Linked DNA regions of Homo sapiens: region 2 is linked to region 1. A link is a loop called in an ENCODE intact Hi-C map of the cell type or tissue named here. Cell type or tissue: mammary epithelial cell. All regions are shown on one strand. Each heading gives the region's core, and the rest is flanking DNA. Links, peaks and the distances in the headings are about the cores only.

The links. Hi-C counts contacts between places; a loop is a spot of excess contacts. Peaks named below come from ENCODE experiments on the same cell type or tissue, not always from the same donor. Only the 100,000 strongest peaks of a DNase experiment are listed, where the experiment ranks them.
Region 2: a loop joins it to region 1, with 14 times the contacts of the local background. A loop is called at or near these places in 20 of 110 quality-filtered maps.

Annotation. Positions count from the first base shown.
Region 1 is chr1:168,320,740-168,323,553 of GRCh38, reverse strand. No RefSeq gene overlaps it. Among named protein-coding and RNA genes, the nearest start is that of TBX19, 41 kb to the right of the region's middle. RefSeq lists an enhancer at 2,269-2,563. In mammary epithelial cell, for the core only: a CTCF peak has its summit at 1,454 (motif pointing right); DNase peaks (open chromatin) are centred at 1,463 and 2,383; H3K27ac peaks cover 297 bases.
Region 2 is chr1:168,234,241-168,237,054 of GRCh38, reverse strand. SFT2D2 (SFT2 domain containing 2) reads right to left here. Exons shown (of 8, transcript NM_199344.3): 4 at 1,873-1,954; 5 at 431-466; 6 at 285-343. Among named protein-coding and RNA genes, the nearest start is that of SFT2D2, 9.6 kb to the right of the region's middle. In mammary epithelial cell, for the core only: a CTCF peak has its summit at 1,638 (motif pointing left); a DNase peak (open chromatin) is centred at 1,604.

The DNA of each region.
Region 1 (2,814 bases), core at 56-2,555:
TGCTAATTTCATGTATATTTCTAAAATTGTCAAATTTAGGGAGACTTGTATTAAGTTTCTTTTATATCCGAGACATTACAAGTGTATTTGCTGCTTATGGTGTTGCTAAGGGTTTCTGCCTTACAAACACAGGACTTCTAATACATACATTTTTAGAACGCCTATCAAAAAGAGAAATAAAGTATGGTGTATTGCCAGACATGGTGGCTCACATCTGTAATCCCAGCACTTTGGGAGGCCGAGGTGAAAGAATTACTTAAGCCCAGGAGTTTGAGACCAGCCTGGTCAACATCATGAGATCCTCATCTCTACGAAAAATAAAAAAGATTAGTTGGGCGTGGTGGGACACATGATGTAGCTTTGTAACACAGGGTGATAGCAAGATTGGAAACTTATTTATTACTGCTTACATTGTAAATTGATGCAACCAGTTTAGAGAACAATTGAACAATACCTGCAAAAGTTGAGCTACACGTATTCTAAGTCTGGGATTCTACTTGGAGGTATCTACCCTGCAGAAACTCTCATGTATGTTCACCAGAGAAATGTACAAGGATGTTCATTGCGGCACTGTTATATTAGATAGGAGTTCTAGAGTACTAGAGCACTGTTGACTATAGTTAACAGTATTATATAGTTTCAAATAGCTAAAAAGAGGATACTGAACATTCCCAACGCAAAGGAATGATAAATGTCTGAGATGATGAATATACTGATTATTCTGATTTGATCATTTTACCTTGTACGTATCAAAACATCACTGTGTACCCCATACATATGTACAATTATTATTCATCATTTAGAAAATAAAATTAAAAAATAAATAAATCTCTACTCACCCAGGCCCTTACACAGTGGCATTTCTAGAACCTTATTTCCTTTTGCCAACGGAGCCTCCATTCCAGGCTTCCTCTCTTTGGCTCCAAAACTCACAAAGGAGCCTAAAGTTGGTCTTTGGATACACAAAAGATTCACCTATATTTCAAAATAAATTCTAACTTATTTTGTTAGACATAAGTGAACAGCTGTCTAAGGTATTTTAAGGTATTATATATTAGTATCTCTGCAAGACAGTACTTTGGTAAGTTATAAGAGGTGGTCATTTCTCAATCTGCTAGAACTTTAGGCTATTGTGACTTAAAGTATTTTCTCAGTTGGGGTGCAAGGCTTATTACTGTGATTTTCATTTCTGGCTACAGGAGGGATGTAGCAGTTGAGACTGAGAGAAGGAAGTGGTAGGGTTAAATTGAAAAGTATTTCTGAGGTAGCAGAGACCAGGCTTAGTGGCTAATCAAATGTGGCAAATGAAAGAAAGAGACTTAAGTACCTGGGTAAATGGTGATGTCATTCATCTACCATCATCTATAATGGGTAATATAGAAAGAGAAGCCATTATTGAGTTTTAGGTGTGTTGACATTGAGGCACCCATAGGACACAGAGTGGAAATGTCCTGTAGGTGGTAGTGTAGTATACATGGAATCCAGAATCAAGAGAAGAGGTCTAGCTGGAGAATATTTATAAGCTCTTAGCACTTACATAGAAACTTAGAGTTATGAGCTGAGCATATCATTCGAAGAACATATAGAGCAGTAGATTTTAATTTTGGGGGGATGATGGATCCCACTGGAAATCTAATAAAAGCTATGGATCCCTTCCCCTCACTTTTTCTCTTCACCTCCCAAAAATTACCCTAAGTGTATATAAAATTCTGCGTATACCAAAGACCTTACTTATGAAGTTGCTGATGTCTCAGGTTTATGTACAACTCTGAGAACATTCAAGAAAGTGCTGCCTGGCTCACACTTGTAATCCCAGCACTGTGGGAGGCCAAGGCAGGTGTATCACCTGAAGTCAGGAGTTTGAGACCAGCCTAGCCAACATGGTGAAACCCCATGGTGTATTTTTAGTCTCCACTAAAAATACAAAAAATTAGCCGGGCATGGTAGAGCACATCTGTGATCCCAGCTACTTGGGAGGCTGAGGCAGGAGAATCACTTGAACCCTGGAGGCAGAGGTTGCAGTGAGCTGAGATCACACCACTGCACTCCTGCCTGGGTGACAGAGCCCAGGCTGCCTCAAAAAAAAAAAAGAAAAAGAAAGAAAGAAAAAAGTGCTCCCCAAGCCCTTATTCTACCCTTATCCCACGTATAGTGTAACCTCTCTGGACTTATGAGGCACTAGCCCACATGGAAAGAGATCAGGGCACTGGAAGAACGCTTTGCTTTCTCTACTTCCTATCTCCTCCCTATGTAAACCCATTGATGAGGTTCCTACCTCTTAAACAACAGTTAAATAATTGATCCTGGGCAATGTCATCACCACACCCCCAGGACCTCCTTTGGAACGCCTAATGTCTGAACTGATGAGTAAGCCCTATCCCTGTGTTTCAGAGTGCTGTGAGCCTGCATGACTCACCAACTCTGATTCTTGATCTGTTTTGTGAACTCCCACTAGTTCTGGGCCATGCTCTGGGCCTTGAGTTTTACAATAACTTTAAAGATGAAAATCTTAAAATCACATGCCAAAAAAAAAAGTGAGAGACAGAGATCACATGCTATTTTCCTAGGTCTCAGATCATAGCCAAGTATTTGGCGGGGTACATTTGATTGGGCTGGGAGAGATAAACAGGATTGTCTACGATGAAATAAAACAGCTGCTTTTACTGCAACCAATGCTTCTAGCTGCTCTACATAACAGTTTGCCTTCTGTAAATAATTGTGCTAAACAATAGACCCACCTACAAGATGCTAAGAAAAGTGCAACCGTAGGAATTTAAGGCCAGCTGTTAGCTTTTCTACTCTCTCTGCTCATCT
Region 2 (2,814 bases), core at 229-2,728, 87 kb after region 1:
TGTAACATCTCAAAAATCAACCATTAGTTCAGCAAAAATGCCACAGCAGGCAAACAAGGAGCCTCCTGTGACCACTCAAGACCACTAATGCCATCTATTGGCAGTGGGCTGGGTTGATAGGCATTTGCTCTGGAGCCTGACTTCACTTTCATCATTACGAATCCTTAAATTAAACAGCTTCTGTGTTTTCTTAATTCTCCCACCCACAATATGTGAGTTTTATCTCCTTTGGCTACATTATTCAGTGGGCTATGTGGGAGGGGATTGTTTAAAAGGTTACTTACCACGTCAATGCCAAAGACTGCAAAATGCAGAAGATAAGTGCAAGTCCCTTGTTATGCCACTGGAAAAATAATAATATGGTTATAGGAGAGTGTGAGACAAGGGGCAAAAGCCAAAATGGTTAAGAAAAATTAAAATATACATTTACCCAAAAGGCAGAACACAGGGTAAGTGCAAAACACAACTAAAGGAAGAAAGGAAACATTAATTAATGACAATAACATGGCAGGAAAAAAAAAACTCAAAACTTGTTATTCTTCACAAATGCACAAAACTTATGCATCCTTCATCTCAAAGCAGTTAACCCACCTGAGCACCCATATTTGGCAGAATAGTTAAAAATCTCCATGAAATCAAACTAGCCAATAAAGATTCACATAGATAAGATGTTCTTTTACTTTCAAGTTTTCCCAGAACCTCTGCCCAGCAAACAAATCACATTTCAGGCCCACCCATTCATCCGTCCATCCATCTTTTCATTCAAATGCACTAAAGTAAGCTTAACACAAATCTTTCTATTTTAACTCCTACCAAATGCTAGTCTCTGCAGCAGAAAGCACATGTGAGGACAAAGGTTAACCTGAGATATCAATCTCACAGTCAGCATGCCAGTTACTTGTGTACCTATCACCTAACACTTTCCCTAAGGCCATTCTTAGAAAGCTCTTTCTGCAAGAGACTTGTCCAGGCCGTGGGCATCTGAGGCTGGCCAAGGACAACTGGTGCTAGAGCAGTCAGCCATGCCTTTCTTCGCCATCCTTCTATAACAATAACTACTCAAATATGTCCTAAATATTCTCTGTGTCCAGCATTGTGCCCAATACTCTAAAAGGACACAAAATAAACAGGAAATGTGGTCACAGCTTTTGATAACTCACCTATTTGAACAAATGAGATTATATAAATGAAACTAAAAATAAAAGTATGTTCTTCAAGTTCCAAATGTTGCAATAGCTATAAAAGTCCAGAGAATGTAGGTCTGGAATGATTTTGACAACCACAGGGAAGAAAATAGGCCAAAAATGAGAGGCATTTAGGGTCAATGGAACAGGAAGATACAACAAAGCTAAAGACAATGTTGTCAGAGCAGGGTACAAGGATGACAGGCCATAAGGAGGCCACTCCCACTTTGGGGAGACTGATGAAAAACAGTAATAAGTCCCCAAGTCAGATAATGAGGAATAAAGAGGCCATTCTATAAGACAGGACACCCACCCTAGAGAATGAGTCCTGTGTTTCTGAGTTATTCCCTCTAAGCCCTGCCTGTGTGTGGCTTCCACAGTCACCAGGAAGGTGTCTGAGCTCCCTTACTACCACCACACCACTGTGGCTCATCTGACAAGCAATGCCCTCTAGAGGTGCTTTTCAGAACTGGTAGCACCTTGACACCCACTGAAACACAAAGTAGGGGAGGAGGGGATCGTAGTATTACTTAGAGTGTTCCCTTCTGCCACATGGTTATAGGAATAGGGTAATAAGTCAAGCTGAACGGAAAAAGAGAAGAGGTCTTTAGATTTAAAAAGAAAAACATCCTATACAATAGAAATAAAAACTCCCATCTGAGAAGTCCAGCTAAAAAGCAGACCTTACCAGCACCATGATAGTTGCAATCAAACGAGTAGGCTCAAACATTCGCTTCAGCTGTTTCACTGGTCCCATGAGGAAGATGGTACTAAAAGGCAAACACACGCACACAAGCCGTTCAGAACAGAACTGCACTAGGCACACTGAGTCGCCTCCCCAAGATTTCCTGTGGCAATAGTAGCTAACATTTGAAAAGCTCTCATTCTGACTGTGCTGAAGGGCCTTTCGTGCATTTTTCTCATTTAATCCATCAACAACCAACCTATAAAGTAGGAACAATTACCACACCAAAGCCCACAGAGTTACTTTATCCAAGGCCACCCAACTAGGGAATGATAGACCCAGGCTGTAAATGCATGTGGGTGTTACTGTAGAATCATATCATACCACTAGGTTGGATAAGCCTTCTCCTTGAGAGGTGTTACCTTGCCTCCCTGACAATAACTACTCATGGAAACAAACAAGGCTCAGGAAGTTTAAAGAAAAACCATACCTTACAGGCTTAGGTAGCTTATGTTAAAAAGTAGAGCATTTCATTTTCTTTCATAATCTTCAGGGAATAATTCTAATGATGATGATATCATCATGGGTTATTTGTTGAATGTTTGCTAAATGCCAGATATTACATATATTACCTCATTTCTTCTCCTCAACAACTTTGTGAGTTATGTATTACACTTATTTTAGAGACGAGAAAATCACACAGCTACCATTTGACTCTATAGCTATTGGATTCCAAAGCTCTAAAAAGACAGACCCAGCATGCTGGGTTTTTTTTGTTTGTTTTTTTTTTTTTGACATGGAGTCTCACTCTGTCGCCAGGCTGGAGTGCAGTGATGCAATCTCGGCTCATTGCAACCTCCACCTCCTGGGTTCAAGTGATTCTCCTGCCTCAGCCTCCCAAGTAGCTGGGACTACAGGCACACGCCACCACACCCAGCTAATTTT